Linked DNA regions of Homo sapiens: regions 2 and 3 are each linked to region 1. A link is a loop called in an ENCODE intact Hi-C map of the cell type or tissue named here. Cell type or tissue: PC-9. All regions are shown on one strand.

Evidence for each region. Peaks named below come from ENCODE experiments on the same cell type or tissue, not always from the same donor. Only the 100,000 strongest peaks of a DNase experiment are listed, where the experiment ranks them.
Region 2: a loop joins it to region 1, with 4 times the contacts of the local background. A loop is called at or near these places in 3 of 110 quality-filtered maps.
Region 3: it touches region 1 in a loop (4-fold over the local background); 21 of 110 quality-filtered maps call a loop at or near these places.

The regions. Positions count from the first base shown.
Region 1 is chr21:31,215,854-31,223,853 of GRCh38, forward strand. TIAM1 (TIAM Rac1 associated GEF 1) reads right to left here. Exons shown (of 28, transcript NM_001353694.2): 8 at 7,553-7,738; 9 at 1,700-1,846. Among named protein-coding and RNA genes, the nearest start is that of TIAM1, 120 kb to the right of the region's middle. In PC-9, no CTCF peak of the experiment used is centred here; a DNase peak (open chromatin) is centred at 3,438; H3K4me3 peaks cover 418 bases; H3K27ac peaks cover 2,376 bases.
Region 2 is chr21:31,498,589-31,506,588 of GRCh38, forward strand. It overlaps a transcript of TIAM1 not described here. Among named protein-coding and RNA genes, the nearest start is that of TIAM1-AS1, 57 kb to the right of the region's middle. In PC-9, no CTCF peak of the experiment used is centred here; DNase peaks (open chromatin) are centred at 3,563 and 4,223; H3K4me3 peaks cover 777 bases; H3K27ac peaks cover 3,385 bases.
Region 3 is chr21:31,577,114-31,585,113 of GRCh38, forward strand. No RefSeq gene overlaps it. Among named protein-coding and RNA genes, the nearest start is that of TIAM1-AS1, 22 kb to the left of the region's middle. RefSeq lists enhancers at 6,288-7,072, 7,073-7,857. In PC-9, a CTCF peak has its summit at 3,839 (motif pointing left); a DNase peak (open chromatin) is centred at 3,858.

The DNA.
Region 1 (8,000 bases):
ATGCCACATTAAAACAGAGAGTATCAGCCAGGCACGGTGGCCCACGTCTATAATCCCAGCACTTTGGGAGGCCGAAGTGGGCAGATCACTTGAGGTCAGGAGTTCGAGACCAGCCTGGCCAACATGGTGAAACCCCATCTCTACTAAAAATATAAAAATAATAAGCTATTAGCTGCACGTGGTGGTGAGTGCCTGTAATCCCAGTTACTCAGGAGGCTGAGGCAGGAGAATCACTTGAACTGGGAGGCAGAGGGTGCGGTTAGCCGAGATTGCACCACTGCACTCCATCCTGGGTGACAGAGCGAGACTCCATCACAAACAAAACAAAACAAAACCAAAAAACCAATGAGTATCACAGTCAGCTAAGGGACTCAGGGCATCAGCTTTCAGGACTAATCTCTTTTCTAAAATTCATTTCTTAAGTAAATTAATGGCTGGAACTGTCCGAGCAAACAAGGAGAGATCATTCTATCAAGTCAGTCGATGACGTCCTCTCACTTTTCACAAGGGCATGCGGTGAATAGGTCAAACTAGCAGTCTTAGTCATGACCTCCAAAATGCTGAAGGCCTGACTTTCCAGCCACCGCAGCCCACAAACTGGACATTCTTCTTCCGAAAGACTACAGATGCTCACGTTCCTTTAGTCCCTGAAATCTAAACAAGCAGTTCTGGAGCTACTCATTTCTCAAAGCCGAACGACAAGGAAGACAGTAACAACAGACAGTGGGCTTCACGGAAGTAACCCCAGCAGGAGACTGGCCTTGGCGAGTGAAGAAGTCAAATTTAATGGGCAAGAATTGGGTGGCTGTACATGGTCAGTGGACACCCGTCACGGCACCAGGCTATGTTGCGCCCTCACGACATACCGAGATCCCGTTCCAGCCCCTGGACCTGAGCAGAAGGGGGCTGTGGCAGTGGGCGAGCTCTCTCGGATTCCTGTCTCCTCATTCCAGTAGGCAGAGGATCTGCCCATTTAATGTCAGCTCCAAAAAGTCAAGGGCAGAGAATAATCAGAATTCCCTGGAGGCTGCCTTTCATCCAGTGCCAGAGGCAGCTTAAAAAGTCTCTGCATGGCCAGGTGCAGTGGCTCATGCCTGTAATCTCAGCACTTGGGGAGGCTGAGGCGGGTGGATCATGAGGGTCAGGAGTTCAAGACCAGCCTGGCTAATATGGTGAAACCCCATCTCTACTAAAAACACAAAAATTAGCCAGGCATGGTGGTGGGCACCTGTAGTCCCAGCTACTCGGGAGGCTGAGGCAGAAGAATCACTTGAATCAGGGAGGTGGAGGTTGCAGTCAGCCAAGATTGTGCCACTGCACTCCAGCCTGGTGACAGAGCGAGACTCTGTCTCCAAAAAAAAAAAAAGACTGCACTCAGGTACCCACTTGGCTTCATTGCAGAGCCCTGCTTTTTCCTGAAGACTCAGGGTGAATTGTGCGCTTTGAGTAGGTCTGTAATTAATGAGGGTTTGGAAAGGATGCAGGTGGGAAACTGCAGCTTGGTGATAGACTAATAGCAGAGTTCAATGTTATGGGTATGCATTATCTATTAAAAGTGTCTAGCACAGCTAGTTTCTTTGTGCCAACTAGTTGATTTTAAATAACACTCGGCCTCACTGAAGAAACACACACACCCCAAATTGAGGTGGCCACAGAAGTGATTTGTGCGGGCTCACTTTTCATCTGCTCTGGAACCTACCTGATTGATGCTTGGCCGTCCCTGCTTCTTTTTGGAGGTAGTATCCAGACCCCACAGAGAAGAAAACCTGCTCCTTCGCTTGCTCGCGGATCTGGACATGGCCTGAGTACGTCTTCTCACTCCAGTTTCACCAGTGCGTGCTGCCACCTGAGGATGGCAAGGACAAGCAGCCACAAGGGAGATGCATCAGGACCACCCACTTGTGCCTTGAGGTCCCCGTAAGTCCCACCCTTCAAAAAACCCTCCTCCATCATGCCAGCCAACCCTGACCCCAATGCCTAAAGTATTCAATCCATGACCCAGACATATTGGGACTTTGAGAGCCCTTCATGGATTCAGAATGGAAATGAAAAGCTGGCAAATTCAATCCTTGTTTGAAATCATCAGCAAAAATACATAATATAGGAATAAAATATATGTTCTGTTTCCAAAAATGACATGTCCTTCTGGTCACAGGCTTGAACTACAGCAAGGGAAATGAGCCAGGCTTTCTCTCCAAATGCTACAGAGCTGTTTCTGCATTCTATTGAAAAATGGTGCTAAAGCGTCAGCAACAATAGTGGAAAAACAACAGATTTTGGTTCCTGGGTTTCCAGGTTAAATCTAAAATTACCAATCTCTACTATTTTGTTTTCTTAGGATATATAAAATCACGTTTTAAAATCAGACGAGTGATCATTGGCCCCCAATATCCATTCTCTATTCCATCTTAGTCAGAAAAATCTCAAATGTAGGCCAGGTGCGGTGGCTCATGCCTGTAATCCCAGCACTTTAGGAGGCAGATGCAGGCAGATCACCTGAGGTCAGGAGTTCGAGACCAGCCTGGCCAACATGGTGAAACCCTGTCTTAACTAAAAAATACAAAAATCAGCTGGGCACAGTGACAGGCACCTGTAATCCTAGCTACTTGGGAAGCTGAGACAGGAGAATTGCTTGAACCCAGGAGATGGAGGTTGCAGTGAGCTGAGAACACGCCACTGCACTCTAGCCTGGGCGACAGAACGAGACTCTTTCTCAAAAAAAAAAGCGGGGGGTGGGGAATCTCATATGTAAGTGAGCATGCAGCCACTGAGTCCAAGATGACTTATTTTCCTTGCAGTAGGGCATGGATTGGGCTTAAGTCCTGGTCAATGGCATACAAGCAAAAAATATTTGCAACTTCCAGGAACTGTGCTCAATGGGAGGGGGCTTTCTGTTATTCTTTCCGCTATCCTATCTGTTTTCTTTTTCCTGATAAAAGGAAGGTCTGTGTTGTGGTCTAGGATGTCCCTACCTAAGCCTTTTCAAGGATGGCAGAATAACAAGACAAAAGGGACTGGGCTCACTGAAGATGAAGGCACCTTACCAGACTTGCATCACTTACATGTCCTATGTTTAGGTAAATGGGAAAGAAAACTTGTATTTTTTTGTTGAACAAAAGCTAAACTCTGTCGAGGTATTACAATGTGCCAGCAACCCAGAGAAGCATTTCCTTTTTTTTTTTTTTTTTTTTTTTTTTTGACGGAGTCTCGCTCTGTCACCCAGGCTGGAGTCCAGTGGAGCGATTCCAGAGAAGCATTTCACAAGGGAACACCCTAAATGTAAATCTGTCACCAGGATAATTGCTCAAGTAGAATCTCCACAAGGACTCCAGAAAGTCCTCCCAGGCAAAACATTCAGGCTTGAACTTTATCCTACCAGGTGGCAAGCAAAGTCCCAGGAATTTAAGGGAACTTCTGCCAGAAGGTCTCCATGGGCCACCCACCCGCTCGCCTTTCAAAAAAGGGAGTGGCAGGAGGAACAGCGAGTCAGACTTGAAATGAAACTTCTCCACCCACTCTTTTGTTGCCAGAGGTGAATGTCTTGGAACCTACTTGTAGATTCCCACACAGGCAACTCCCAATGTGACAGATGCCAATTGGCAGCAATGCAGGGGATGAGGCACTGTTGGTAACATGAGGGGCCTCCCCAGCAGTCAGCGTGTTGGTTGGAAGGCACGCCCCTCTGGGGCTTCAGTACTGACAATGTAAACACCGCAGAAGCCCCACGGGTGGCAGGGACCCCTACGTACATTAAAAACAGGAATCAAAACGGCTTCTCTACAAGGGTATTAGAGGGAAGGTTTTTGGACCCAAACAAAAATAGGAAGATGAGGGAGCTGAGAGGTCTTGCATTTTGCATTTTCTCAGCTTAGCACGTTAAAAAAACAAAACAAAACAAAAAAAAACCCCAGATCAGGGCATAGAAAAATGTGGTATCCAAGACACTGGTGAGAATTTTCATGAGAAAGATCTTAATCTAAGATTACACCGGAGGTGTCACAGGGAACAAAATCACAAGACAAACACACCGTAAAATATGTAAAAATTTTCTCTTCTCTATTTTCATCACTTTCTCAGTTAAAGGTAAACAAAGGTTGTAAAAGGAATAAATTATAACATGCAGACATGCATATGCTCACATGACTATGTCAACACTGAATAAATGGTGTTAAAAATTTTTAAATTCTAGAGGAAAAAAATGTCCATTTGGCCTCACAGTCATATAGTCATTTTATAAATAAATCCAGTCATTAACAGTGACACATACATAGAGGCAACCGTATAAAATACGTCGACATATATTACTGTTTGCTTTCTTCATACACACAGCAATACCTGTACTTACTGTGTCTAGTTAATTGTTTACTTATTTCTTACCCTTCTCTCCCACAAGAATATAAGCTTCAAGAGGACAGGATCTCTGCGCTGTTCACTATAGTCCTAATCACAAGGATAAAACTGACGGATGCCAGGCACTTACATACATTTGTTGCTTGAACAAATAAATACATAAATACCACAAAGCAAAAGCACATCCTATATAACACGGTGACAACAATGGGTGCATCACACCAACACGGCACATGTATACATATGTAACAAACCTGCACGTTGTGCACATGTACCCTAGAACTTAAAGTATAATGTAAAAAAAAGAAAGAAAAAAGAAAACTCTTCAGTTTACAATTTCCAGACAAAGACAGCATGAAAGAGAAATTCATACACCCATAAATATTCTCAGTTATCAGCTGACTAGTTAGTTTAGTCTGTTTAACAAACACTTTACTTAAGTTTCTTATAAGCAGTAATTCTAAATTGCTTGGGGCCTTGTAAACTGCAAAAGTAACCACTATCCCCAAGACAATAATGACTCAAAATGAGCAAAGGGATTTAGAAAAAGGGCTGGCAGAAGAACTGCTGGACCAGAGCTCAAGAGTTTCCCAATGATCTTTGCCCAGACAATGCCTCCCTTTGTGGCCTGAACCTGATTACTCTATCATTCTGCTCATCTGTGCAAACAAGAACAATGATAACCTTCTTTCAAAGAGTACAGCGAGGACCCTTCAGTTAATTACTGCAAATCACTCAGCATTATGGGAAGCTTTCTCAGTGAATGCTACTTCAATTGTAGCTCCCCAATCTACCCAGCCCTGTTACCCTCACACCTCCTCCTTCCTCCTCCCCCACTAAAAAGAAGAAAAAAAATTTCTGGACAAAGACTAAATTGAAGAATGTTTCAACCCCAAGGAGAAAAAAAATCCCAGGGGTCAAATGACAAGGAGAGGAGGGAAAGAAAATAAGAGTTCCTAATAAATCAGACTGCAAAATTCCCTGCCCGGGATCTTCCACAGGAGCTAAAGCAACAAATAGGAACAGACACCCAACAGGCTCGCCTGACTTGTTCCGGCTGAAATGAAACCCCTCATAGAAAAGAGAAGTTGCAGGAACATATTGAAACACCCAGACTTGTATCACTGACAAAGCGAGCAAAAACCCAAGAAAGGAACAGAGAGTTGAACGTATGGACTTCAATGTTCTTTAAAACCACTGACCAAAACACCTCAGAGTAACTAACTCTCCCATCCCCATCTTCAGCTGGCCAAATTTTAATAGCCTGCCCCCCTGAAAGAAAAGTACACACACATCACAGACATTGAGATGAAGGAAATTAGAGGGTCCGAAGATGAATTATGGAAGAGTAAAACGGTAACCTTCTCAGGGAGGCTGCGCCCAGTGGCTTTGAAGAAAATAATGAAAGCATACAAGTTTTAGGGAGAAAGCAAAATTATTTTCTCCAAAATCTAGCAAGGTACAGTAAGAGGAGGAAGCCACTTCGATGCTCCGGGTTTGGTATTAATACAGATGGTACCTCGATGACATCACGAGTTCCCTTCATAAAAATGCGTCCTCAATGGATGATATTCTGACAAGGAGATAAAGAAGAATTTCTATCCTAGTTTTTTTGTTTATTTTTGTTTTGCAGAATAGGCGAACTGAGATTTGGCTAAGTTAAAAATTGGTGTCCAGGTCTCCAAGAAATAGATCTGGAGTCAAAAACTGAAAACGTTTTGTAAGTTTATTCAACACAGCACTTTGTCCCACCACTACTGAAAAAACAGGATTTAATAGCTGTATGGAGAGGTGGTAGCCAGGGAGACCAAGAGCTGAGCTGTAATTAGCAGAACAAATCAGGATGCCAGTTTTAATAACTCCAGAAATTGGTTTAAGACTTCTTTAAAAATGTAAATCTACCCCTAATTATCTGAATGATGATGCTAATCTATTTATAAAGAATACAAACGCCTCTGACTGAATTATAGCTCTGAATGCAATTGAAGGGTACAGCTGACAAAGCAAGAGAAGAACAGCACAGCTAAGGTTTTACAAAGCAGTTTCTGGAACCTGAGACTTAACATTTAATTCTCTAGCAAATGTGCTAAGGTGCAGTACATTCTAAGTGGGTGTCGACTTGGAAAGACTAAAACCATGTTACTCATACAGCAATTTTTGAGAAGGAGCCAAAAGTACACAAAGCTGCTCGCAATTTAGCAAGTACATGAAATTACAGATTATAAACACACAACACAACTATACAATCTGCCGCTCTAGAGGTCAGATGGAAATTCCCTTCCTCAAGCAATGCATATATGTTCAGCTGGCGAATCACAGAGTTCTTCGCCTTGCTCTAATGCATCGGGTATTCGTGGTCATCAAAACAATGGTAAAAATAAAGTGAAATGGAGAGCTCCAAAGAGATCTGTGTTCCATATATGGTGTATGTGTGTATGTATGTGTGTGTATATATACATACATGTACACATACATATATATATATATATATATATATATATATATTTTTTTTTTTTTTTTTTTTTTTTTTTTGAGACAGAGTCTCACTTTGTCACCCAGGCTGGAGTGCAGTGGTGCGACCTTGGTTCACTGTGACAACCTCCTCCTAGGTTCAAGCGATTCTCAGGCTTCAGCCTCCTGAGTAGCTGGGATTACAGGTGTATGTCACCACACCCAGGTAATTTCTGTACACTTAATAGAGACAGGGTTTCACCATGTTGGCCAGGTTGGTCTCGAACTCCTGACCTCAGGTGATCCACCTGCGTCGGCCTCCCAAAGTGCTGGGATTACAGGCATGAGTCACTGCGCCCAGCCTGAGAATGCATTGATGTATGAGAGTGAGCACTCCACTCACCATTCCCACCAAGTTTATATAAAAAATATGTATTTGGGTTCCAAACATGACACTGTCTAAAGATGACAAGAGCTATCAACAAATACTACATGTGAACAGCGCTGAAGATGGTACCCTTCATATTTCCTTTGCACAATAGCTTAGGCCCCCCCATCAAGAGATAGATGCTTAAGTAATATATTCCAGACAGGTTTAAATGGAAATTTGCATCCACTGCAAAGGGAGGGCATTTCAGAAATCCATACACAGCAGGAAGCTCGAAAAACACTTAGGAGACTCTTGTCAAGTCCTGCTCAGGATTAAGCGTCAAGCTTAATGTTTTTCAAAAATTCATTAGCTTCTACTCACCAGGGCATGAAACGATGATACCGAAAAGATTCCAAGGCGGCCCATGGCCACTTTCGTTGGTCGACTTGCAAAAGCGAGAAGCCTTTTGGGGTTTGGCAGCTCCCCACCCTGAAGGCTGGCTAAATAACAGCGGAAACGAAACAGGTCCATTTGGAACTGCTCGAGATTTTGCTCCCAGACAAAGATCTATGGTAGTGAAAACACGGGAAAAGAAAAAGTGAGAAAATGGGAAACAAATGCTAATATCTTTATCCTATACAGATCTATATGTCGTAAAGGCATTCATTATAATCCTAAGGAATAAACAACAGGTACCTAAGTTTCTTAGTTACTTATGTTTCTTCTGCAAGATCTATAGCCATAAATTCAGCATCATAAATAGAAAGTGACAAGTTCCTCTGTTCCCTCCTATCTTGGAGTTCGTACTGGGGGCATGATAGGTCTATCA
Region 2 (8,000 bases), 280 kb after region 1:
TGATTGATATTTGTATTTGAAAAAGGGTGTGGGACTAGTGAGAAGTCAAGACATGGGATGAGAAAACAGGGTCCTGGCCAGACACGGTGGCTCACGCCTGTACTGCCAGCACTTTGGAAGGCTGAGGCAGGTGGATCACCTGAGGTCAAGAGTTCGAGACCAGCCTGGCCAACATGGTGAAACCCCATCTCTACTAAAATTATAAAAATTAGCCAGGCGTGATGGCGGGTGCCTGGAATCCCAGCTACTTGGGAGGCTGAGGCAGGAGAATTGCTTGAACCCGGGAGGCGGGGGTTGCAGTGAGCCGAGATCATGCCACTGCACTCCAGCCTGGGCTACAGAGCGAGACTCCATCAAAAGAAGAAAGAAAAGAAAAGAAAAGAGCGAAGAGAAGAGAAGGGAGGGGAGGGGAGGGGAGGGGAGGGGGAAAGGAAGAAAGGAAAGAAAAGAGGGTCCTTTTCCCCCAGAACATTAAGATGATGGGATCTATTTATTTGGCAAAGATACCTTGAGCATTGGCTCTGTCAGTCAGTGAGCAAAGCCTGGAAAGACAGAGCTGAGGAGCTCCTAGTCCAGTGGAGGGAGACAAACACCAATCACAAGGGATGGGGAAGGTCCTCACCCCATCTCCCTGGGGTGCTATGAAGGAGACACATTTACACATAAATGACATACTTTAACAAAGATACAGCCAGGCACAGTGGCTCACACCTGTAATCTCAGCACTTTGGGAGGCTGAGGTGGACAAATCACTTGAGCCCAGGAGTTTGAGACCAGCCTGGGCAACACGGTGAAATCGCATCTCTATAAAAAATACCAAAAATTAGCCAGGCATGGCAGTACACGCTGCACGGGGGCATGAGGATCACTTGAGACCAGGAGTTCAAGGTTATGGTGAGCAACGGTCACGCTGCTGCTCTCCAGCCTGGACCAGAAAGCAAGACCCTGTCTCTGAAAAAAAATTAAGACTAAAAAAAAAAACGCTGAGCACGGTGGCTCACGCCTGTAATCTCAGCACTTTGGGAGGCCGAGGAAGACGGATAACAAGGTCAGGAGTTCAAAACCAGACTAGCCAACATGGTGAAACCCCATCTCTACTAAAAATACAAAAATTAGCCAGGTGTGGTGGTGTGCCCCTGTAATCCCACCTACTCAGGAGGCTGAGGCAGGAGAATTGCTTGAACCTGGGAGGCAGAGGTTGCAGTGAGCCAAGATCGAGCTACTGCACTCCAGCCTGGGCAACAGAACAAGACTCCGTCTTAGGAAATAAAAAGAAGAAGAAAACAAAAAAAAAAACAGCTGGATGCAGTGGCTCACGCCTGTAATCCCAGCACTTTGGGAGGTCAAGGCGGCAAATCCCCTGAGGTCAGAAGTTCAAGACCAGCCTGGCCAACATGGTGAAACCCTGTCTCCACTAAAATACAAAAATTAGCTGGGCATGGTGGCGGGCACCTGTAATCCCAGCTACTCAGAGGCTGAGGCAGGAGAATCACTTGAACCCAGGAGACAGAGGTTGCAGTGAGCCAAGATCGCACCATTGCACTCCAGCCTGGGTGACAGAGCGAGACTCCATCTCAAAAAATAAAATAAAATAAATAAAAACAAAGAGGAGTGGTAGCAAAGGAGGACAAGTACACCCTTGGAAAGGCCAGCTTGCTGTCAGAAAGCTGGATTCGGGCCCAGCTCTTCACTGACAGGCAGCATATGACTGGGTCAGCTACTTCACTCCTGAAACTCAGTTTTCTCTGGAAAGAACAACAGCAACCTTCAAAAAGGTGAAGCTGCAAGGGTCTAACACAGCATCCGCCATGCAGTAGACCCTTGGCCAACGAGGCTTTTCCCCTTTGTCAGCTGACATCAGGCCAGCACACAAGTCCTCTGTTAGGGGTTTAACCGGGTCTCCCAGAAAGATATGTTGAAGTCCTTACTTTACATCCCCAGTAGCTTGGAATATGACCTTATCTGGAAACAAGGTCACTGCAGATGTGGTCAAGTTAAGAAGAGGTCACACTGGGGCACAGCAGTCTTTTAATCCAGTATGTTTAGCATCCTCAGGAGGAGGACAAGGAGAGACAGAGACACACAGGGATGATGGAGGCACAAAATGGAGGGAGGCCTCTACAAGTCAAGGAACTCCAAAGCTTTCAGAGAAACCACCAGAAACTAGGAAGAGGCATGGAACTGACGGTCCCACGGAGCCGTCAGAATGAACCTACCTGGCCGACATCTTGATTTTGGACTTCTGGCCTCCAGAATTGTGAGAGGATTCATTTCTGCTGTTGGAAGCTACCAGTTTGTGCTATGTTATAACGGCAGTCCGAGGAAACAGCTACATCCTCCTCCCCTCTACAAAAACCAAATTCTTGACTTGCCTGAGAAAACAGGACACTTTTACAAAGGCAACTAATAAATAACATTTCAGGAAAGGCTATCTTTGCTAACACGCCCTGGCAGCAGAAAGAGAAATGTGGGTGTTTTGTTGGTTCTTTTTTTTTCCCTCTCTCCTCCTCCCTGCCCCTCTCATATTGGACTCGCCACCATTTGGGGTTAATGATTCCCCCAAGGGATAAAGATACAGCGAAAGAAGGACCTTCAGATGCAGTCCAGAAGGTCAGGACCACACATTCCATTACTGCAGAGGCTGGTTCACACCCCACGTACATTGCACCCTCCAGGAGCCCCTTACCAATGCTGCTCAGTTACAACGGTGAAGAACCGGGGTGCTGGATTTTTTTTGTTTTTAAAAACGGAATGGGCTCTCAGCAAGCCACAGGTCAATCAGGATGGAAAGAAGAGAAGGGGGAGAGAGTCAACGCAAAGCAGAAAATCACTTTTCTAGGCATCTACACAACTAGGAGGAAAAAAAGTGACCTTTGGGCCTGATTGACCAAAGTGACCCAAGCTCGACGGCTTTCTTTGGCCTTTCGTATCTACCTGTTGTTCTCTCAAGACAAAACTGGTATTTCTCACTGGAACCCACCAAATCCATGAAGTGGTTTTTGTTTGTTTGTTTGTTTGTTTGTTTGTTTTTTGAGACAGGGTCTCGCTCTGTTGCCCAGGCTGGAGTGCAGTGGCGCGATCTCGGCTCGCTGCAACCTGCACCTCCCAGGTTCAAGCGATTCTCCTGCCGCAGCCTCCAGAGTAGCTGGGATTACAGGCATCTACCACCACGCCTGGCTAATTTTTGTATTTTTAGTAGAGACGGAGTTTCACCATGTTGGCCAGGCTGGTCTCGAACTCCTGACCTCAGGTGATCTGTCCACCTCGGCCTCCCAAAGTGCTGGGATTACAGGCGTGAGCACTGCGCCCAGCCTTGTAAAGTGGTTTTTACCAACAACAAAGAAGCCACTTGCTTGGAAATGTGGGACCAACGGGCTGAATGCCCCATCCGCAGCCACCTGGGAATTTAATCAGGGTAAGACTAAGAGCAGGCACTGCCTTGTCCATCCTATTTATTCTCCCCCAGGTTTCACTTAGCTGTTTTGAGAGCTGGGGGAAAGTTCCAGTGTCAAGGAATTCAACTGGCAGAATTAATGACTCAATAGCTTCAGTTCTAATAAGGTTACCAAACCAGTCCGCCAAGTAACATATCTTAAAGAAAAAAAAAGGTAAAAGGAGAAATACCAGAGAGGACATTTTAGGGGCCCACAAACACTGTCAGGAAGGAAGCAATTTTATTATTTGTTTTTTATTTATCTTTTGAGACAGGGTCTCGCTCTGTCGCCCAGGCAGGAGTGCAGTGAGGTAATCTAGGCTCACGGCAGCCTCGAACTCCTGGGCTCACGCAATTATCCCGGCCTCAGCCTCCCAAGTGGCTGGGATTACAGGTGTAAGCCACCGCACCCAGCCTGGAAGCAATTTTAAGAGAGGGCTGACTTCCATGTCCATTACTACCACAACCACCACCATCACCTACCACTTCCTACCACCCTCCCCCAAATCTGGGTCAGCACCAAGCATGAGGAAAATGGAACTAAGGACAGGATTTCAGCTAGGAAAAAAAGGAGATCACGAAGCCTAGATAATGAGTCAGGTGAGAGGAGTTTCTGCTCCATTCAGGACGCTGCCTTAAGATGTATTATGCCTAGATCATCCGTCTTGAGTTTCCTGGTTCACTCCGGATTGCACCCTTTAAAGCATTTCGTAGTTTCCCTTTACAATCAGATCCTAATGATTCAAGGATTGCTAATCCAGGTGGCTGTACTCTCCAATTTTGGTTGCCAGCCATTTCTCTGCTTAGGAGCATCTCATCAAAGGGAGAGCAAAGGAAGTTTAAAGAAAGCCAATCAGTCAAGCAAGGCACCCTCACATTCCAAGCTCTTACTTGAGTTAGGATGATGAAATTGACTTGGCAGGGGCCAAATCAAAAATAGAGGAAAAAAAAGGATGGGCGCAGTGGCTCACGCCTGCTGTGAGAGCCACACCCTGGGCTCTGATGTATGTTGCAGTGACATGGCTAAATGTACCAAGGTCAAAATTGTCCATAATCCGCTATTGTGTCTCCCTTAGGAAAATGGTGAAGAAGGCTGGGTGCGGTGGTTCACGCCTGTAATCCCAGCACTTTGGGAGGCTGCGGCGGGTGGGTCGTTTGAGATCAGGAGTTCAAGACCAGCTTGGCCAACACAGCAAAACCCCGTCTCTACTAAAAATAAAAAAAATAGCCAGGTGTGGTGGTGCGTGCCCGTAATCCCAGCTACTCAGGAGGCTGAGGCACAAGAATCACTTGAACCCGGGAGGTGGAGGTTGCAGTGAGCCGAGATTGTGCCACTGCACTCCAGCCTGGCCAACAGAGTAAACTGAGGAAAGAAAAGAAAAAGAAGAGAAGAGAAGAGGAGAAAGAGAGAGGAAGGAAAGAAGGAAGGAAGGAAGGGAGGGAGGAAGGGAGGGAGGGAGGGAGGGAAAGAGAGAAAGAGAAAGAGAAAAAAAGAGAAAGAGAAAGGAAGGAAAGAAGGAAGGAAGGAAGGGAGGGAAGGAGGGAAAGAAGAGAGAAAGAGAAAGAGAGGAGGGGAGGGGAGGGGAGGGGAGGGACCTGAAATCAGCACTCCAAAATACACTTGCTTTTTCTCTGACAAAACCAAAACGGCAGGCTGTAGGGATCCAGCACTGTGCATCCTGCATGAAAACAGTGGCTGACAGTGTCAGGACCCACAATACCTCTTCATCATCACAGTAAAGTCCGCCCTCAGAAGACTGGAGAGGTTGAAAGACCAGGAGAAACACCACCATTTGAGACATCACTAGCCTAAAATAAATAGGTTAATTTATGTTTAAAAAAAAAAAGTGAGGACCAGACTATGACCCCTTCCACGTCCAAAATTCTAAGCACGATTTGATAGACTAACTATCCTAGGTATTCCAATGGAAGAGTTGGGATCAGCCCATCCACTTTCCCAGAGCAGATCTCTAATGCTTATATGGTATCATTCACAAAGGGATAAAAGAGTAACTGTCCCTCCTGCCAATCCCTGCCCAACCTTACAGTGAACAAGAGCCTGAATCTTCCAGATGAAGCATGAGCGCTCTCCAAGTTAAGCATGGGCGTGCAAAGGGCTGGCATGCTGTCTGTCTTGACTTGCTGAGGACTGACAGGTTCCTGCTTGCTGGCATATGTGTTACAAGGCAACCCAGGCCTACAATGAACAACAGCCTGAGAGGGGTTGCCTTTGCAGGTAAAAGGGAGATCTGATTTAATCTTCACAGAGATGCAAGGGTGCATCCAGAAGAGGGGGCATGGCCGCTGAGAAGTGAGGAATCCAACCCTTTGGGGTAATTCATTCCCCGATACTTTTCAAGGATGGGCTGCCACTATGTCAAAAAGAAGGTACAACAAGTTCGCTACCTGGCAATTTCAGAAGCCACCTTGAGGGCAATGCACCCCTCCTCCAAGTTCAAGAATGCCACTGTAAGAAGCAGAAGCAATATGGGGAGCTGGGATCTAGGTCGCTCCTCTGTTAGATCTGAAAAGACTAAAACATGAAAACTTCCAAAGCTGGTAAAGCTCCTACTTCCCAGTTAGCTCAACCCAGTGGAACCAAGGGTAGTTCTCCAGGTCAATGTCTCTGACTGCACCAGGGGCTGATGACTTCTGCAGTGGAGGGGGAAATGCAGAACTCAGTTTGGTTTTTTCTACGTTCAGATCCCAAGTCATCCCTTTCTTCTTTGGATGTTAAAGTAGTATTCATCGGCCTGCATTTTTTCAGGATCTCATGCTTGCTAATAACCACTGTTACTAAAAAAAAGAAAAAACTTCTAGAGAAACCTGACCCTTCTCCCAGAAGCTAAGAACTTGACAGCTATGGTCTCCTCCACATAATAGATACTCCTGCCCTGATACTGCAAGACAGAAATGACCACTTTTAAAGAAATTAGCAAGTACCTTCAACAAATTTGTTATTAGCCTCTGACAGTCCCGCACTGGAGACCTCAGAAACACCAAAAATAAAAAGATACAATCCCTGTCATAAAGGGACTTAGGACACAGAATGAGTGAGGACCCCATGGGCCTAAAGCAGCATCCCATGGTGTGTAGCTAAGAACAAACCAGATTCAATCACAACTCAGCCACTGATTGGCCGGGCGACCACAAGGCCAAGCAAGCTACTTAACCCTCAGTTTCCTCACCTACAAGATAGAGATCGTGAATCCACCTCACAGTGTTGACATAGGATTCAATGATATAACTCATGCAAAAAAGCTTAGCTCTCTACAGGAGATATTATCATCAGCATGAATAATTAGATTCTAAGACCAAGAAGTATAAATGTTAAAAGATATGAAAGGTCAAGGAAATTTTAAAACTAGAAGACCTGGAAACTGGATAAACAAAGAGCAAAGAGAGATCAAGAAAAAAAAAAGTAAATGTATTCTTCTTAAGCCAAGCTCACTGGTGTCATTCACAAACACAGGGAATTCTTGACCAAAAAGATGACTAAGATAACTACTTCAACCAGCACACTCTGGAGCCCATGGAATTGGAAGAGCACTCATTGAGTGTAGACATTGCAGAGAATTGTGGGGGAAAAAATCAGTGGATCAGCATTACCGTCTTAGATGTTTAAAGCCTCTGAAGTTTTCTTAGATGGAAAGATCATCAAAGGTTACTATTCCAGCTCATTTTAAAAGCTGATGCCAGGCCGGGCACGGCATCAGATTTTTTTTGTAATCCTAGCAGTTTGGGAGGCTGAAGCGGGCGGATCACCTGAGGTCGGGAGTTCGAGACGAGCATGGCCAACACAGTGAATGAAACCCCGTCTCTACTAAAATTACAAAAATTAGCCGGACGTGGTGGCGGGTGCCTGTAGTCCCAGCTACTTGGGAGGCTGAGGCAGGAAAAATGCTTGAACCCAGGAGGCGGAGGTTGCACTGAGCCAAGATCTTGGGCCACTGCACTCCAGCCTGGGCGACACGGTGAGACTCTGCCTCAAAAAAAAAAAAAAAAAAAAAGGCTGATGCGCACAACAGGAAACGACCAACTTGCTCAAGGTCCCACAGCTTGCTGGAGACAAAGCTCTGATTACAACCCAGGCACTGATGGCTGCCCTCATAGTTTTCTGCCCAGCACGACTCCTCTTCACAGCAGGAAATCAGCCACCTACACAGGCTCCCTCCCCATTTCCATCTCTCTTCCCATCCCTAATAGCACTCTCTCTAAACTCACGCACTCTCACACACGTACACACACACACACACACACATATGCATCTGCATCTTTTTCCTCCCTTCCATATCTTTTTTTAAGGTATAAGAAATACATATACCATAACATCTATCATCTTAACCCTTCTTAAGTGTACAGTTCAGTGTTATTAAGTACATTCACATTATTGTGCAACTATCACCAACATCCATCTTCCGAACTCTTTCCATCTTGCTAAACTGAAAGTCTATACCCGTCCAACACAAACTCCCTTGAATTTCACTACTCTAGGTCCCTCATACAAGTGGAATCACATAGTATTTCTCTTTCTGTGTCTGGCTAATTTTACTTAACGTAATGTCTT
Region 3 (8,000 bases), 360 kb after region 1:
AGACTGGGTTGGACAGGATGGGTGGTCTCTGAGGGCTCTAAATGCCAGGCAGAGAAGCTTGCCTTATTATGATACATAAATCCTTTCTGGAAAGAGGTGAGAAATGCTGTTATCCACCTTTAGCTCTGATTCTTCCCTTCATGTGCTGAGGGGCACTAAGAAGACTCTTTCTTTTAACTGTAAGAAGAGGGTAACAGCCACATTTCACTCCAAACCATTAATTTAATAAGTTTAGACAGAAGAGATTATTAGCCTCAGAAGGTGTTGCTTTCATTATCATTGAAATGTGCTTTTTCTGCTTTCTACTATGTTCTATTCTTCCCTCCCTGAATGCCCACATGCAAATTAGGGAATGTTGCAATGCCCAGAGCAGAGTTATAACATCCAGCTGTACTACAACAGCAGTTTTACATAAATGGCCATCCTCTAAACTGTGGACATTTGATAAAGTATGTGGGCTCTTCTCATAATTAAAAGCCCAAAAGGGAACCAAGGAAACACAGAGAACATTATTCTAGTGACTTATAAAACTGGGCTGGAGAAAATCTCCTATGTCTAGAGGTGGAAGAGAAAGGATAAAAAAGGAGAAGGAGTAGAACAGAAAATGCAAATGAGAAAAAGAGATGGCGGTGGAAAGAAGGGCTGCAGTAGAAGACAGGAGAGAATAGAGCAAGCAGAGGCAGGAAGCCAAGTACGAAAAGGAGGAGAGGAGTGGGGAGTGTTTAGATCAAGACTCTTCTCTTGGCTGGGCGCAGTGGCTCACACCTGTAATCCCAGCACTTTGGGCGGCCGAGGCGGGCGGATCACCTGAGGTCAGGAGTTCGAGACTAGCCTGGCCAACATGGTGAAACCCCATCTCTACTAAAAATACAAAGATTAGCTGGGCATGGTGGCACACACCTGTAGTGCCAGCTATTTGGGGAGGCTGAGGCAGGAGAATCGCTTGAACCTGGGAGGCGGAGGTTGCGGTGAGCCAAGATCGTGCCACTGCAGTCCAGCGTGGGTAACAGAGGGAGACTCCATCTCAGAAAAAAAAAAAAGCCAGGCAAGGTGGCTTTTGCCTGTAATCCCAGCACTTTGGGAGGCCAAGACAGGTGGATCACGTGAGGTCAGGAGTTCGAGACTAGCCTGGCCAACATGGTGAAACCCCATCTCTACTAAAAACGCAAAGATTAGCTGGGCATGGTGGTGCACACCTGTCGTCCCAGCTACTTGGGGAGGCTGAGGCAGGAGAATTGCTTGAACCTGGGAGGCAGAGGTTGCAGTGAGCCAAGATCGCACCACTGCACTCCAGCCTGGGCAACAGACAGAGACTCCATCTTAGAAAAAAAATAAAAATAAAAAATAAGGCCAGGCAAGGTGGCTTACGCCTGTAATCCCAGCACTTTGGGAGGCCAAGGCATGTGGATCACGAGGTCAGGAGTTCAAGACCAGCCTGGCCAACATGGTGAAACTCCGTCTCTACTAAAAATACAAAAATTAGCCAGGTGTGGTGGCGGATGCTGTTAATCTCAGCTATTCGGGAGGCTGAGACAGGAGAATCGCTTGAACCCAGGAGGCGGAGGTTGCAGTGAGTCGAGATCGCACCATTGCACTCCAGCCTGGGCAACAAGAGTGAAACTCCATCTCAAGACCCTTCTCTTCTCTGGACCTCCATTTCCTCCTCTGGGGCATCCATAGGCAGAGCCAACTACATAATTTGCAGGGCCTGATACAAAATCGAAACGTGGAGCCCTTTGTTCAAAATGTACTCAAAATTTGGAGGCAGCAGCAGCACAGCATTAAACCAACTGTGGGGACCTGTGCAACCATGGAGGTCACATGCCCATGAAGCTGGCTCTAATAAATTAGATCAGGATTTTCAGAAGGTGTTCTGTAAACTCCAGATATTCCAAAAACAAAAGATTCCTTATTCTCATCTCTAGGAAGTGGGGCACATTTCCCCATCCCTTCATTGAAGATTCAAAATGCGCGTGAACTGCTCCAGAAAGCCCTGCTTGAAAGCAAGAAACGTGTGTGCCTTCATTTCAACCAGTTTCTCAAATGTATTTGACCATAGCAACATTTTTTCCCCAATTCTCCATATTAATACCCCATATAACCCATTTTGCAAAATGCTTGAAGTCGATGGTCTTGAGGTCCCTGGAGCTAGAAAAGGCATTAGCAGTCACCCACAGCAGCCCCTCCTGCCCTGAGATTGGATGCTCACAAATCTGCTCTTCTTGGCCTTGATGATGACAGTGGTCTCTTTCTTCCAGATTTGATGAGTGTGGGGCATGGGAGGAGATTACTGGGGTTGCAAAACCTGCAGCAGGTTCTCAAAGATGACATATCAACTCCCCTAAATGCCCCTCCACTCAGGCACCATGAAAGCCTTTGTTTTAATACACTCAAAATGTTGCCTCTTCACGGCCGGGCACAGTGGCTTATGCCTATAATCCCAGCACTTCGGGAGGCTAAGGCGGGTGGATCATGAGGTCAAGAGATCGAGACCATCCTGACCAACATAGTGAAACCCTGTCTCTACTAAAAATACAAAAAAAAAATCAGCTGGGCGTGGTGGTGCATGCCTGTAGTCCCAGCTACTCAGGAGGCTGAGGCAGGAGAATCACTTAAACCCGGGAGGCAGAGGTTGCAGTGAGCCGAGATCACGCCACTGCACTCCAGCCTGGGTTACAGAGTTAGACTCCGTCTCAAAAAAAAAAAAAAAAAAAAAAAGTTACCTCTTCACTAATTTCTAATCTCCCCAGAAAATTTGTAAGGGGGTTTTGATACCATATGTAGGACAGGAATAAATACAATGTTTATAGAACTCTTGCATCTCAGATCATTGTATTCAATTCAAAGTGTGTAATTTTATTTGGGGAGGATTTATGCTGAGAACTATCAGTATCCCAGCGCCTTTGATCAGGAACCCAGGAACTCCTAAAGTGTAGACCATTATCCCCTATAGAGATTAGTTAACTTTCAATCTGGGTAAGAAGAATAAAGTTTTTTTGCAAAAGAAAGCCCAAATGCCATCTTTTTCCTTCTCCATAAACACTAGGATAAGAAGAGACTTATAAGTAGAAGCTTGAGGTTGAATCTCATCTCTATCTTTGTTGCACTGAACTAATCACTACATCCCCTCTCTGCCTTTGTTTTCTCATCTGTAAAGTGGGAATAATAATAGTAGCAAAGATTCTTCTAGCAATAAGATAAATGCATGAGAAAGCTGTCTAAAAATTGAACTGTAGCAAGCATGGCTAAAGCACTTCTTACCTATTACAAATGTCTAGAGCCAAATTTCCACAGTACGGCATGGACAGATGATTTTAAAATCAGAAAGAAAAAAACAGTTATAAAAATACTTAGTGAGATTTGGCCAGGCATGGTGGCTCACACCTGTAATCCCAGCACTCTGGGAGGCCAAGGCGGGCAGATCACGACGTCAGGAGATCCAGACCATCCTGGCCAACATGGTGAAACCCCGTCTCTACTAAAAATGCGAAAATTAGCCAGGTGTGGTGGCAAATGCCTGTAATCCCAGCTACTTGGGAGGCTGAGGCAGGAGAATCGCTTGAACCCAGAGGCGGAGGTTGCAGTGAGCTGAGATCGTGCCACTGCACTCCAGCCTGGGTGACAGAGCGAGACTCCGTCTCAAAAAATAAATAAATAAATAAAAATAAATACTTAGTGAGAGTCTCCCTCACTGGTCACTTTGCTTGGGGGTTCAAATTATAACCCAAAGCTATGGAATATGCTTACTTGGGAGATTCTTACAGCTCCTATACATGAATCTTTTTGAAACATATCAAGGGTCCTTAGAAATCTGATCTGGTGTGACTCTCAGAGCACTCTGATGACACCTGCTGGCTAGGCATGGTGTGACAAGTGTGTTCTAGTCTGGACAGACGGAGATGGTCTGGAACCCCTGAGTGGAGTACCTGGGAAGCTGAGGCTGGAGAGAAATCCTGACCTTCAATCTTGCTGTGCAAAGTGTGGTCCTAGGGCCTGCAGTATCGGGATCACTAGGAGCTTGTAAATGTGGGATCAGACTCTACATTTTTTTTTTTAGAGACCGGGTCTTGCTGTGTTACCCAGGCTGGTCTCAAACTCCTAAGCTCAAGCAATCCTCCTGCCTCAGCCTCCTGAGTTGCTGGGAATACAGGCACTGGCTCAGACTCTACATTTTCATGAGATCCTCCAAGTGATTCGTGTGTGCTTTAGCGTGAAAGAAACATGTTCTAGTGTTCTAGAGGACTTAATCTAGTGACTAAGCGTCTATGTCAAAGAAAAAAATTTTTTCTTTTTTTGAGACAAGAATCTCACTCTGTCACCCAGACGGTAGTGTTATTGTGTCATCCCAGTTCACTACAACCTCCACCTCCCAGGCTCAAGCGATCTGCCCACCTCAGCCTACCAAGTAGCTGGGACCACAGGCACGAGCCACCACGCCTGGCTAATTTTTGTATTTTTTGTAGAGACAAGGTTTCACCATGTTACCCAGACTGGTCTTGAACTCCTGAGCTCAAGCAATCCACCCACATCAGCCTCCTGAAGTGCTGGGATTACAGGCATGAGCCATTGTGCCTGGCTGAAAAAAAAATTTTAGCTCCACATAGGGCTAGCAACTCACAGAAAGCTTGGCACTTCTGCTGTTTCTGGTCCAAGCCTTTCGTTACACCAGTGCATAAACAGGCCCATTGCCCCACAACAGTTTTTCTTATTTTCATTTTTATCCTGTTTTCTACTTATTCTGTTGAAGACATTTTTCCTCCCAGAGGAATATTCCTACAATTCTGTAACAAAATGATAGGAAAACAGGATTCCCATTACAGAAAATTTGCTTTAAGATCGTATTTTTCAAAATACAAAGGTTTCTTAGAAGTGTTTTTGTGCTTTTTTTAAATGTTCTGTGTACTGGTCATACCTACAAATAACAAATAATAATAATAGCACGGCCAGGCGCAGTGGCTCACTCCTGTAATCCTAACACTTTGGGAGGCCGAGGCAGGTGGATCACGAAGTCAGGAGTTTGAGACCAGCCTGGCCAACAGTGAAACCCCATCTCTACTAAAAATACAAAAATTAGTTGGGCATGGTGGCACGCACCTGTAGTCCCAGCTACTCAGGAGGCTGAGGCAAGAGAATCACTTGAACCCGGGAGGCGGAGGTTGCAGTGAGCTGAATTTGCACCACTGTACTCCTGTCTGGGCCACAGAGCGAGAATCCATCTCAATAATAATAATAACAATAACAATAATAATAATAACAGCACAAGGGAAGCAGGACTGGTGCTCTCCCCACAAACACCTGATACATTCATTTCTGTTGCCTTGTTTGTAATAGAAATAGAGTCTAGGTAATATAAGCAAAAAAGAAATAAACAAAGGAAATGTATTAGATGGATATGGTGGTGGCTTATAGAAAAACAGTACAAGCTGAACAACGACATCTCACAAAGGACAGGAAACGGTATTAGGTGTCCAGGAAGCTGGTGTTTCCAGGGCAACACCTTTGGGACAATTGTTTTCAGCCCTGCCTGTGTCACTGATCAGTATACAAATTCTGGGGATAGAGAGTCTGTTAGGCCTCACTTGGTTCATGTCCAGCCTTTGGATAAAGAAGGGCAGGACATTCTGATTTCAGGACTCCCCAAAAGTGTATCTGCGGAGGAAGGCAGGGTTGAGCATCCATTCTGGTTGGTTGAATGTGGTCATGCCCAAGCATTCCAGTTGTTGCAGATTTTGACTATCACCCTGAGAGAGGGGTAAATCCCCAGAGGTGAGGTTTTCAACGGGGTGTGGTAGCTCACGCCTGTAATCCCGGCATTTTGGGAGACTGAGGTGGGCGGATCACCTGAGACCAGCCTGGCCAACATGGTGAAGCACTGTCTCTACTACAAAATACAAAAATTAGCCAGATGCGGTGGTGGGCACCTGTAATCCCAGCTACTTGGGAGGCTGAGGCAGGAGAATCGCTTGAGCCTGGGAGGTGGGGGTTGCAGTGAGCCAAGATCATGCCACTGCACTCCAGCCTGGGCGACAGAGTGAAAATCTATTTAAAAAAAAAAAGAAAGAAAAAGAAAATTGATGTTTTCAAGCTGAAAAGAAGAAAAGGTTAATAGGCAGGTGAAACCATGCCTCTGTATTGTGAGATACATATCCCCCATAGTATTGACTGGTAAGAATATTTATAGCCTATTTACTCTAAAGCCCATGTATTATTATTATTCCAAACCCATTGATTATTATTATTCCAAAACATATCTATTTTTAACTGTTTAAGCACATTATTGGAACATGCACTGAGAGCTTGATGGTCTTTGATTCTTCAAGGCAAATCAACTTTCTACCACGTCATCGGAATAAAACAGAAATTAAACAGTTGAAAGGGCCTCTACTCCCCCAAGACCTCTGGTGTCCACCCCCATCTAATATTCTTATGTATTCATAGGCGATGTTAAATAAATGGCAAGAATCTCCTATTTCTTTTTTACATAAGAAGAAAGACTGCATAGCTATGAAAAATACACTCTGTCACCAGAGCCACGCAAGAGATCTTTAGAGGAATAAATAGCCGCAGTCTCATAGCAACATTCAGATGAACAATGCTGAGAGCTGAAAGATGTTCTTCGGTTAGAAATTCATGCCTACAAAAGAATACCATCCACGAAGTTCCTCACTGTTAATTACAGATAGTAAAGCCAGTCCACAGGCAATGGAAATGAGGGTCCATCATGCAGCCGGCTTCTTGGGAAGGACTGACCAATATCCTCAGAAAGCTAAAATGAATGAATATGCTTTTTTTTTTTTTTTTTTTTTTTTATTGATCATTCTTGGGTGTTTCTCGCAGAGGGGGATTTGGCAGGGTCATAGGACAATAGTGGAGGGAAGGTCAGCAGATAAAACAAGTGAACAAAGGTCTCTGGTTTTCCTAGGCAGAGGACCCTGCGGCGTTCCGCAGTGTTTGTGTCCCTGGGTACTTGAGATTAGGGAGTGGTGATGACTCTTAACGAGCATGCTGCCTTCAAGCATCTGTTTAACAAAGCACATCTTGCACCGCCCTTAATCCATTTAACCCTGAGTGAACACAGCACATGTTTCAGATAGCACAGGGTTGGGGGTAAGGTCACAGATCAACAGGATCGCAAGGCAGAAGAATTTTTCTTAGTACAGAACAAGATGAAAAGTCTCCCATGTCTACTTCCTTCTACACAGACACGGCAACCATCCGATTTCTCAATCTTCTCCCCACCTTTCCCCCCCTTTCCATTCCACAAAACCGCCATTATCATCATGGCCTTTTTTTTTTTTTTTTTTTGAGACAAGGTCTCTCTCTGACCCCCAGGCTGGAGTGCAGTGGCACGATCTCGGCCCACTGCAACCTCCACCTCCTAGGTTTCAGCAATTCTCCTGCCTCAGCCTCCCAAGTAGCTAGGATTACAAGTGCCTGCCACCACGTCTGGCTAATTTTTGTTTTTTTAGTAGAGACGGGTTTCACCATGTTGGCCAGGTTGGTCTCGAACTCCTGACCTCAGGCGATGCGCCCATGTTGGCCTCCCAAAGTGCTGGGATTACAGGCATGAGCCACTGCACCCAGCCAAATCTGCATATTATAGAGAGGTCTCAGTAACCAGACCCGTAACCTCACAGAGGCTTCTTAAGTGTTTTCTTTTATATTCTGTGCCCTGGTCACACCTACAAATAACAAATAATAATGATAACAGCACAAGGGAAACGAGGATGGTTTCCCTCTCCTACTTGCTACAGACCTACCTCCACAAATAGAGCTGATACATTCGTGGAGCCTATTTGAAGGCTTACTTCTCTGCTTAAAAACTCTTCCATAAAGTAAAATATCGACTTTTGTACTCTCTGGGGGATCTGGCATCCATGGCCCAAGTAGTTAGTAAATGCACATTTTTTCTTTTTTTCTTTTTCTTTTCTTTTTTTTGAGACAGAGTTTCGCTCTTGTTGCCCAGGCTGGAGTGCAATGGTGCTGTCTCTGCTCACTGC